Regions from separate parts of the Mus musculus genome. Here regions 1, 3 and 4 are each linked to region 2. The links are chromatin loops, found by intact Hi-C in ENCODE. Cell type or tissue: heart. All regions are shown on one strand.

What was found. A loop is a pair of places that touch in the nucleus more often than their neighbours do. Peaks named below come from ENCODE experiments on the same cell type or tissue, not always from the same donor. Only the 100,000 strongest peaks of a DNase experiment are listed, where the experiment ranks them.
Region 1: it touches region 2 in a loop (2.1-fold over the local background); 3 of 42 quality-filtered maps call a loop at or near these places.
Region 3: a loop joins it to region 2, with 2.9 times the contacts of the local background. A loop is called at or near these places in 7 of 42 quality-filtered maps.
Region 4: it touches region 2 in a loop (4-fold over the local background); 9 of 42 quality-filtered maps call a loop at or near these places.

Annotation. Positions count from the first base shown.
Region 1 is chr1:33,906,380-33,908,879 of GRCm38, forward strand. It overlaps Bend6 (BEN domain containing 6), which reads right to left and starts at 1,242. Exons shown (of 7, transcript NM_177235.3): 1 at 1,187-1,242. It overlaps Dst (dystonin), which reads left to right and starts at 1,846. Exons shown (of 103, transcript NM_001276764.1): 1 at 1,846-2,073. The coding sequence starts at 1,893. In heart, CTCF peaks have their summits at 622 and 1,269; DNase peaks (open chromatin) are centred at 1,252 and 1,492; H3K4me3 peaks cover 2,011 bases; H3K27ac peaks cover 1,455 bases; H3K27me3 peaks cover 283 bases.
Region 2 is chr1:34,059,984-34,062,483 of GRCm38, forward strand. All of the region lies in intron 4 of Dst (dystonin), which reads left to right. Among named protein-coding and RNA genes, the nearest start is that of Mir6896, 56 kb to the right of the region's middle. In heart, a CTCF peak has its summit at 1,310; DNase peaks (open chromatin) are centred at 698 and 1,328.
Region 3 is chr1:34,120,227-34,122,726 of GRCm38, forward strand. The region is part of intron 8 of Dst (dystonin); the gene reads left to right. Gm51742 (a long non-coding RNA gene) reads right to left here. Exons shown (of 3, transcript XR_003948640.1): 3 at 2,413-2,500. Among named protein-coding and RNA genes, the nearest start is that of Mir6896, 4.1 kb to the left of the region's middle. In heart, no CTCF peak of the experiment used is centred here; DNase peaks (open chromatin) are centred at 25, 1,215 and 2,144; H3K4me3 peaks cover 524 bases; H3K27ac peaks cover 1,391 bases.
Region 4 is chr1:34,116,434-34,118,933 of GRCm38, forward strand. It overlaps Dst (dystonin), which reads left to right. Exons shown (of 103, transcript NM_001276764.1): 8 at 999-1,091. Mir6896 (microRNA 6896) reads left to right here and starts at 926; the gene lies at 926-998. In heart, a CTCF peak has its summit at 1,433 (motif pointing right); no DNase peak of the experiment used is centred here; H3K27ac peaks cover 836 bases.

The DNA.
Region 1 (2,500 bases), 150 kb before region 2:
GTGCACGGGATGCAGAAGTTCCAGACAGCTCTGCTGACTGCCAGGGACCCGTGAAGCCTGTTTGGCACCCAGTGCTCCCCGCAGTCTGACAGTCAAGAGTCTCACCTTCCTCAGTGTCGGCAAGCAAGGTGCTTTCCATCCTCAGCCTCAAACAACAGAATGAGTGGCATATAATAGCAATCTGTATTTGTTTTAGGAGGCCAACATGCAAATAAGAGCACATTTTCCTGTGCTTTCCGTGCTTATGAACCTGGCATCAGGGCTAAGCAACATCTTTCCGCATTTCTTTTAATGCTCACACTTGATAATACATCATTCACCTATCAGTCACTAATGGCTACACATTTTTGCAGAACTGAACAGTTGGTTTCATATAGTTAGACAACAATACACACATTCCTATCGATTCTTCAATTGACTTTTGGAATTTTACGAATTATTTAGTTTCAAGCCAGTTACTAGAAATTGCACAAATGTAATATTTCATTTGTCATATGTCATATAGTTAATTTAAAAAATACAAGTCAATGAAAGAAAACAAATCATCCAACTCCCACAGGGAAAGCCAGTTTGCCTTAGGGGCAAGCAGGGCAGAGCACTGCACTGGCCCGCTAAGGCCGCAACACGCTGCAGGCGGCCACTGCAGCTTTGGCTTTCTCGCCAGGTGGCAGAGGCCCTCCGCAAAAGAGCACACCGCAGCGCTCACGCCTTGCCTTCTTCGTTGGCACCGAATCAGCGATCACTGTCAAGTGTCCAGCCCACAACTGCGATACAGTTTTTGCGGATTGTAACGGAATGTAAGGGAAGCTGGAAAAAAACGGCAAAGGGGAGAAGGGTGTGTACCCGAGTGTGACCGATCGCCGTTGTCTGACAGTGCCTAAAAATTTCTCCTGCAGTATCTACAGGCCAATCAATCACCAACTTCCTTCATCCTTCATCATGTCAGATCCTTACATCTAAAATCACCTCTCCCTACAAAGCCAATAAATGAATCAGGGTTCTTTGACCGTGGCAGAGCTCACGTCTGGGCTGAGAATCAGCACCAAGTTTGGGGGTGGTAGGGTGCAAGCCTGCAGACCGCGGCGTGCCGCCTTTCCTAAGATTGGACCAGCTTGGAGATGGCCCTTCCAGGTGCTCGCGCCTCCATGCGCAGGGACTACCCCCGCCCCCAAACCAAATAGCTCACCCTGCTGCATCCTCCGAGCCCCAGCCTCCGGGCGGGCTCAGGGAGGCGGGAGCCCGGGTTCCCCCCGGCTCCTTGGCGCCCCCTGACGTCGGCCTCCAGCAGAAGGTCCGCGGAGGCTTACACAGGCGAAACCCGGGGGTCCCCGCGCACCGCCGCCCGGCGCGTGGCCTGGCGGGCCGCGCGCGCACCGAACCGACCTGCTGGAGGGCGCGCGCCGCTCGGTCCCGGCCCCAGCCATGCGCGCGCGCCCGCACCCGCGCCGCCGCTGCCGCCGCAGCCCGTGACGTCACCCACCGAGCCCCCCGCCGGCTCGCCGCGCCCCGTCCCGCCCCACGTGCGCCGGCTTCAGGACGCCGAGGCCCCGGGCGGCCACCCGATGATGCTCCCAGCCGGCTGCGTCCCGGGCGGGGCTGAGCCCGAGAGCTGCGCGCGGGCTGGGGCGCCTGCGGAGGGAGGGGCGCGGCTCTCGCCGCTGCGCCGCGTGCTGAGTCATGGCGAGAGCTGCCCGCTGCTCTCCATCAGTCGTTCCGGGGCCGGCGCGGGGTGTGCAGCCATTGGGCCGCGCGCGGGGCCGCGAGCGCCGGGCTTGACGCGCTGAGCCGCGCTCGCCCCTGTCCGCCGCGCCCGCCCCGCGTCCCGCGCCCCGCGCCCCGCGCGCTCTGCAGCCTTAGCCCCGCGCCGCACGGCCCCCCGCCTCGCCCGCACCATGATCGCCGCCGCTTTCCTCGTTTTGCTGAGACCCTACAGCATCCAATGTGCTCTCTTCCTCTTGTTGCTCCTGCTGGGCACCGTCGCCACCATCGTCTTCTTCTGCTGCTGGCACCGCAAGCTCCAGAAAGGGAGACATCCGATGAAATCGGTCTTTTCGGGTCGTTCCAGAAGCAGAGGTAAGACACGCCGCCGCTGGGTTCTTCTGGGCAGAAGCGAGGTTCAAGCCTTCTCTGCCTCTTCTGCCCACTCAGTGCCCACTCCTCAAGCTAAGTGCATTTATTTATTTAACGCGCCCTGGCCCTTTGGCCTCACCTCCATCCTCTGAGTCACCAGGTTTGGATAACCACGGAGATTCGGAGGTCCTGGAAGGAAGGATCAGGCTCCGATTCTTAGGGTCAGTTTGCTAGAGCCCAGAAGGTAATTGTAGGGGAGTCCTGGGCTGAGGTACTCGTATCTTTGCCAAGCCTTTGCTGGAGCTTAGGAATAAAAAAGTAAGGCGTGATGATATGGGCTCCCCTCTCCCAACTTTGCTGGAACTTCTTGCAGAGAAATCACCTTAGAGACAGATGGTCCAATACTCTCTCCGCCCCGCCCCAATATGCC
Region 2 (2,500 bases):
TGTGAACAGTTAAATGTTTAAAGTTAGAAGCCTTTCTCTTTTTTTTTTTTTCCATTTTTTATTAGGTATTTAACTCATTTACATTTCCAATGCTATACCAAAAGTCCCCCATATCCACCCACCCCCACTCCCCTGCCCACCCACTCCCCCTTTTTGGCCCTGGTATTCCCCTGTACTGGGGCATATAAAGTTTAGAAGCCTTTCTCTTATAGTAAGAAGTGGGCCTTCTGAAGACCTCTGCTGATGTAGCTACTTAGGTATAGATGGTCATGGACCAGTGTTCTGATTATGAAGTTAGTGGTTTTTTTTTTCTTTTTTTCTTTTCAGTCCTTCTCCCTATTGTCTTTCCTCTTCTTTTCGTCTTCCTTTCCCCAGAAACCTCTGCATGTCCTCTCTCTGCTTGGTAGCATGGTCATTGCTGGGAATGCAAAGATAAAAACATAAAACAGGGCCATTGCTGTTAATTGTTCTGAGCGTGGTCTATTTGCTGGACTCCTCAGCTGAGAACTGACCCTGCAGCCTGGGAGGGCAGGCTGCTGTTGCCATGGGAACATAGGACGTTGTTTTGCTTAGTCTGGAGAATGATCTGCAATAGCTTCGGTTTTGAATGAGAGTTTATTATGTAAGTAAAAGAATAAACGGGGGTAGCTGACTGCAGAACACTGCCAAAGCATGCACTCAAAACACTCAGCAAGAGATTCCCCTGGGAAGCCTCCCTGGGGCAGTGAGCGCTGGGCGTGCCCTCCAGTGAGTGTCCCAGTAAGAGCAGCAGAGAGATAACATCAGACTGGGCACTTAGCATCATCCATCAGTAAACTCACTAGGGAAGTTGTGGTCAGCCAGACTGCCTACTGAAGAGATTCCCGCAAATGAACTCCCCACCCCCTTCTTGTTCTGACTGCAGGTGTTATTATATTATGGGATAAACAATAGTAACCTCTGCTGGGAATGGTTACATTTTGGCTGTTTTTAAGGGTCTAAGTTTTTAACACCCTTAGCTGTGTTTCTTTCTAGTTACAGAGTTAGGGACCCTCTAAGAGCTTTCTATTGACAGGGATTTTGGAGGTCGGGAGGGACTCCTTACTCCCAGGTTCACTTTTAAGAGGCTTACACAAGCACGTGACATTTTGCCAATATAATGCACATACGAGGAGTCCAACGGTGTGTGATGGGGACCAGACTAACCAGAATACTGAGAGTAATTAAAGGAAATGGAACCAAAGGGCACCTGCCAGACACACTAACAAATGGTATTTGTGCTGAAGGGTTGTCCAGGGGACCTCTTGGAGGAGGTGCTCCGGCAGGGCTTGTGGTAACTGACTTGCAGTTCTCCCTTCAGCCACTTGGGAGCATAGAAACACTGGGTAGTGAAACTGACTGAGACCTGAGCAGGTGGAGGACATCTCCCAACAGTCAGACAGCTTCTGCCTTAAAGGTGTGTGTGTGTGTGTGTGTGTGTGTGTGTGTGTGTGTGTGTGTGTGTGTGTGTGTGTGTGTGTGTGTGTGCTGTCTGTCTACAGAAGGTTTTGCCTATAAAAGAAGGGTGCTCAGGAACATGTAGGTCCCCCCCCCCCTTCTGGGAAACTTAATTCTTCTTATTCTGTAGTAATAACTGGACTATAATTACTGCTGTGCTGAGTTGTATATTAATCTGTTTGTAGTGTTGTTTTATTAGCGGACACTCTTCCAAGCTAGCTAACAAAAGCCACTCTGAGCCTTAGGTAACCACATACTATACCTTAAACACATTTATTCAGCCGTAGGAAATGTAGGTGATGAGGTGAGTTCCTTGTGAGGCCAGACCACCATTCCTTGATGGAAATGGCCATTTATTTACAAAAGCTTTGAGCTTTTTCCCTCTCCCCATTCAGTCAGATATGCATGCCTCCCTCCCCTTCCTGTTCTCTCTCCCACCCTGCCTTGATTCATTCATGAAAGAAAAAAATATACCTAGGAAATGTTGGGCTGGATCAAGGCAGACAGAAGGGCTTTGAAATGCCAGTTATTGTATTTCCCACACAATCTGGAGCTTGCACTTATTTATGTGTCTGTGGACATTTGGTAATATGTAATGGACTTTGGAATGTGCAACCTCACTATGAACAGCAAGTCCCCAAGATAAACACTAGAAACCTCCTTCTTCCAGGTCTGTCTCTGTGTTGTTCATGGTTCCATTCACAGTAGCTGTTAAAATATGTGCTCGTTGTTTTATTGAATGAATTCAGTAGAACTCCTAGGACAGAGAAGTCTCACATTAAAAAACCCCTAATCTTAGAAAGTATATAATGAGAACAAGGTCAGGGGAAAACCTTGTGTAATCACATAGCAACTAGGAAAGAAACAAACAAAAAACCTATCTATCTATCTATCTATCTATCTATCTATCTAAATAGATAAATAGATAAATAGATAGATAGAGGAGTAGAAGGAGAGGTGGAGGAAGGAGTTTTAGTTTTAAGGAAATATATAGTCATCAGAGTGGCAGAAACGCTTACAGCGT
Region 3 (2,500 bases), 60 kb after region 2:
AACAGGGCGTGTGACCTAACCATGGACAGTTGCTTAGTTTGGCAGGGCCGGAGGGAAGGGTGGAGGGTGTGCCAATCTCAGCCTGCTTCCCCACCCTGGCAGTACACACAGAAGCCATTCCACATTCAAACCGTGTTCCGTTGTCATTGCACATATTGAAAACTTAAGAACAAACAAACCCAAGACATTTTTCCCCCCTAGCCTTCATCTAGAACATCACTGGCTAATGTTTAATTTTCTTTCTAAATGATTAAGAAAACCCTTACAATACAGATATGTTACAGATGTCTGTAACATCAGTGTGTCAACCTGACCCTTGACTGGATAGCCCCTCCTCAGAGAAAGACTACCTCAGGAAAGGCAGGTACCGACTTTCCAGCTGACTTTGGCTTGTGTGACAATATCTTCCCTGTCACGCTGACTTCCTTTGCACCGTGTCTGTGACTCAGGGTTAGGAATACAAACAGCTCAGAGTATTGAGTCCATACTGATTCCTTAATTTCCCACCCTGACCCTGCTAAAGCTGTCTAATATTTAACCCAAGTGCAATCGCAGAGCATAAAGTTTAACTGCCCTAATGCATGTGTCAGAGTGAGCACACTTCCTTTAGCTAAGTGCTCCACCTTTAAATCCCTTCACGTAGTTCTTTGGTCATGTGACAATCCTGTCCTAGTGAGCAGATAATCAGAGATTTATGATTTGAGCACTGTCTCAAAGCCGTATTAAAAGACTAGCTTTAGACATAATTGAAGGTATTTTCGGCTTTCAATATTTATCTTCCCTTCATCCAATTGTTGAGTCCTATCTCTATGCTACTTTTTTCTGAGTTAGTCTTAACACTAGAGACTCACAAGCTTTTCATCTATTTGTGTGGGGGCCCTAAAATTAGGTGGCGTTTCCAGGGGTGGCTCCCTGAGCTTGACTGTGAAAGGCACTTTGAGACTGAACTTGAAGGACACTTTGCTAGCGAGTCTCCGGACTGTGTTTACTTTCTGTTTGCTTAGCTTCAGAGGTTAATGCAGCTGTCGATAGGGTGTGTGTGCATTTCAGAAGGCACAGTGTTAACTGGAGGGCCGTGGTCTCCGTAGTGAGCCTCGGGGTTTGCCGTGGAAGTTCACTGGTGTCTGATTTGACTGTGAGCAGTCATGTTTGTCTGAGAGGACTGGTGGCCAGGAATGAGCCACAGTGCCTAATAAGACACAGGACCGGCTGGCAGGAAGCCACAGCATTTCTTGCAAGTGGTTTTCTCATAAGCAACATGGCTTCGGGCTGAAGAGGATAGTCACACAGCCTGCTAGGAATTACAAGTCAGAGTGGCGTCTCGGGACTTGGTGGAGCGGGTCCCTGGAAGCCCCGGATTTTGAAATGAGTGAGTTCGTGGAGCCGTGAGTGCCCGTGAATCAAATGGGGAATGTCTGTGGCTGTGTGCGGGCTGAGAAAGAAGAGCCATATTTCGATCCTGCCAAAAGTCCCTTGAGTCCTGAAAAATACTCTCCCGGAAGAAAGTATTTCAGAAGAAAGCCTTGCCAAAAAGTTGTAGATGACACCGAGCCGGTGCGGCAAAGCAGTGAAAGAGAAGGCAAGAAGGGCGTCAGTCAGCCTGCTGGGGGACAGCCAGCTGTGTCCTCCGGAGAACTGCCGTGGGAGGACCCTGCCGCAAGCCCCACTAAGGAAGATGCTGTGCAGCTGGGGAAGAGGGCAGCCACAGAGCACGGTGACCAGAAACCTCTGCCCAGCTCTGTGGACGGCTACCCCCACCGAGTGACAGTTTCCTCTGCTCAGGGGAGATACTCAGAAGTCCAAGTTAGCATCCCAGACAAGATAATTTCAGAAGAAGATAGCCCTCCATATTGCCCAGAGACGGAGAGACACTTAGATGATGTCAACTCAAAACACAGAACATTCCTGAGAAAAGACAATGTTTCTCTTTCCCAAACGGCAGCCAGCTCAAGTCCCATTCTCTGTGTCACAGAGAAGTCCCTCAAAAACAGTGCACTTATGGGAAACCTCTCAAGAAGCTGTCACAGTGTCCTGGAACAGGACAGTGATGAGAGAGGTCACCCTTTCGGAGTACACCGTCTTCAGCTCACAAAAAGGAGGTGCCATTCCCTCTCTTCTGGTGTGTCCTCTGTCTCCAAGGATGCACCTAGGGATGATGGATGCCAGGTAAGCGACACTGGAGTAAGTGACTGCCCCTCCTCCCCCTCACACCAGACTCCAGTGTAGCGGCTTCTCAAAAATGCCATCTGCATGTTAGCCTGTGTCAAAGTTAAAGGGTTTTCAGAGGTCAACACGGTGACTTTATCTTGCGTGTTACCCATATTTCTTACCCTCAGTTTAAATAGCACCTACATTTTACCATTGTGTAACTTGGGAAAGCTCTGGCTCAGCAGGACACTTAAGCTTGATGTCTTTCACTCATGGCTCTTGATTTTTTTCTTTTGTAATAGTCTATAGAAACTTAGCTCTGTGATAGGTAAAAGTTAAATAAGAAAACACT
Region 4 (2,500 bases), 56 kb after region 2:
GATGCATCTGCCTAAGCAGGTAGACATTTGAATAGCAGCAGTGTTTCAAGAATGTGGGCGAGCACCACCGCTCCCGGGTAGGGGTGGGCAACAGTTAACACTTTGCACTGCGTTTCTTAAAATATTTCCATAGTTCACACCTTCCTTCTAGAAGTCATGCTAGCCGGGTTCTTACTCCTGGTAGACCAGTCTGCTCTTTGTCATACGTAGATAACCGGCTCAGTGCGCTTTGCGCAGCTTCTGTGCTGTGTAAATCACAGAGGACAGGGTTCATCGCTTGTGGTTCTAGAGGCTGAGAACTGGAGATCAAGAGAGTAACACTCTGGATCTGGCAAAGGCAGCCTGTGTTGTCACATGACAGGGGACAATGGTGGCAAAGTGTCTCTCTTCCTCCGTCATGCTCCCTGAAATAAGGAACAAAGGTGTCCAACATGATAACGTAAGTTTTGGTGTTCACTTGAGGTTCTCAGTTCTTTTGTAGACATAAGTGTCAGAGAGCGTCGCACTTACTGAATGTCGGAGCTCAGCATTTGTTGATAAGCTGTGGTTCTGAGGATTGCACGAGTCTTTGGTGCTTGCTCAGCGTCTAGAGACTCAGTGATTTAAGTACACACGAGAGAAATACATACGATAGAAAATAAAAATCCTCTGCAGTAGATCTACAGGTCATCAAACTTGGTTCATTTTCTGCTTGATAAGAAGAGTAAAATAAGCTCATTTCAAAAGAAGACTGTCCCCTGATTTTAAGGTCATAAATATCCAGGCGCCATCATCATATTTTTGACAGGTGGTCACTTCCGGTATGTGCTCTAGAAGGGAGAGCCCCAGCAGTACCCAGTTTCGGCTTAGATGTGTTTGTCATCTAGAGTGTGGAAGGGAAGGCCGTAGCATCTGGTGACCTGTGTGTTCTTTGTGTCATTTAGCGTTTCCTTTGTAGGCGACGAGAACCCGTGCCTGGTGTGTAATAATCACTGTTTCTCTCTCTCACCTACAAACAGGTGAAGTTGGTGAACATCAGAAATGATGACATAACAGATGGAAATCCTAAGCTGACTTTGGGGTTAATATGGACAATAATTCTGCACTTTCAGGTGAGTCCACTTTGTCTTTGTTGCCGTCGTTACGTCTCGCGGCTGGTTTTCAGGTGGTCCGTGAGAAGGGGTTTGACACCCTTTGAGTGATAATGGATTTCAGGGTAATTTCATAACAGTACCTCAGTTATTCTGATAACTCTGTGAGGATGACGACTTGTCTCCTGGTCTCTGTGAGCTTCTGTGTCTGCCTTCTGTTGTAATCTGAGAGGCAGGGCTTTCTCTATCATAAATGCAGACATGTTTCTTTTGTTCTTTGGGCAGAATTACTTGTGTTAGCCGTTTAAAGATTTTCTGACTCAAAATCCTTAAATAATTTTATCCTTGTTGTAAATAAATTAAATTTCCTTTGGTAGGCACTAGATGGCAGTAGGTGTACTCGAAAGAGCCAGATTTGTTAACTGCTCATAATCTCACAAGATTTTGTAAGACCCTCAGTAGTAGTGGGTTGTCAGATCTTGAAGGACGAAAATAAACAGCTTACCTTCAGAAAGGAAGTGGGGACTTAAAGTCAATCTTAAAAAGGAGGTGGGGGGTGGTGGGTAAAACCTATGAAAGTAGTACTGGAAAAAAATAAAGGAGTTTGTTTGGGAACCAGATCTGAGCAACATGAAAAGGTCCAGAGAGGGTGGCTAGGGAGCCCCAAGGCCTGATAGGCAGCTGGACAGTCCCAGCAGTCAGGAATTAGAGGGAACCAGGTACGTGGAGGCACGGTCTTAAGCAGCCTGCCTATTGGACTGCAGTCAACGGGGCTGCTGAAGTCAGGGCAAGCCAGTCACTAACTAACTTCAAGCCAAGACTCCACAGCAGTAAGGGTTGTCCTTACTAGAAGACCCCACTCAAGGAAGAACTAAGAGACCAAAGCATTAAACCCCTGCTTGTGGGACACAAGCAGCCATTCTACCAGAATTGTATGACATCTAAGTAGAAATGATCCAGACATTATATTCATGCAGACTGCCTCAGTTGTTTTAGGCCTCGGTGGATTAGGCCCAGTGCTTTTTGAATTAGGGTTGAAACTACAAGGACCCCAGATGGGAAAGTCCGAGGCCCTCCCTGGAGGGAACTGGCTACTTTAATCACAGGGCTGCTCAGACAGGTTGTGTCTGAAATTTAAGTGGAGATCACTAGGGGGCAGTTAAAGGACCTCAGAGGAGGGAAACAGAATTTTATTCTTCGCATTTTTTACTCTTTGTTGTGATGGCCACTCTAACTAGGCTTGAGGAGGGAAGTGTGTTTAAACAAACAAACAAACAAACAAAGTCTGATGGACTAGTGAGATGGCCCAGCGGGTAAAAGCTCTTCTTGATAAATCTGAAGACTTGACATTGGTACCTGGAGCCCACATGGTAGAAAGAACTGACTTTAAGTGGCTCCCTGACTTTAATAAGTGTTCCCTCTTCCAGTAA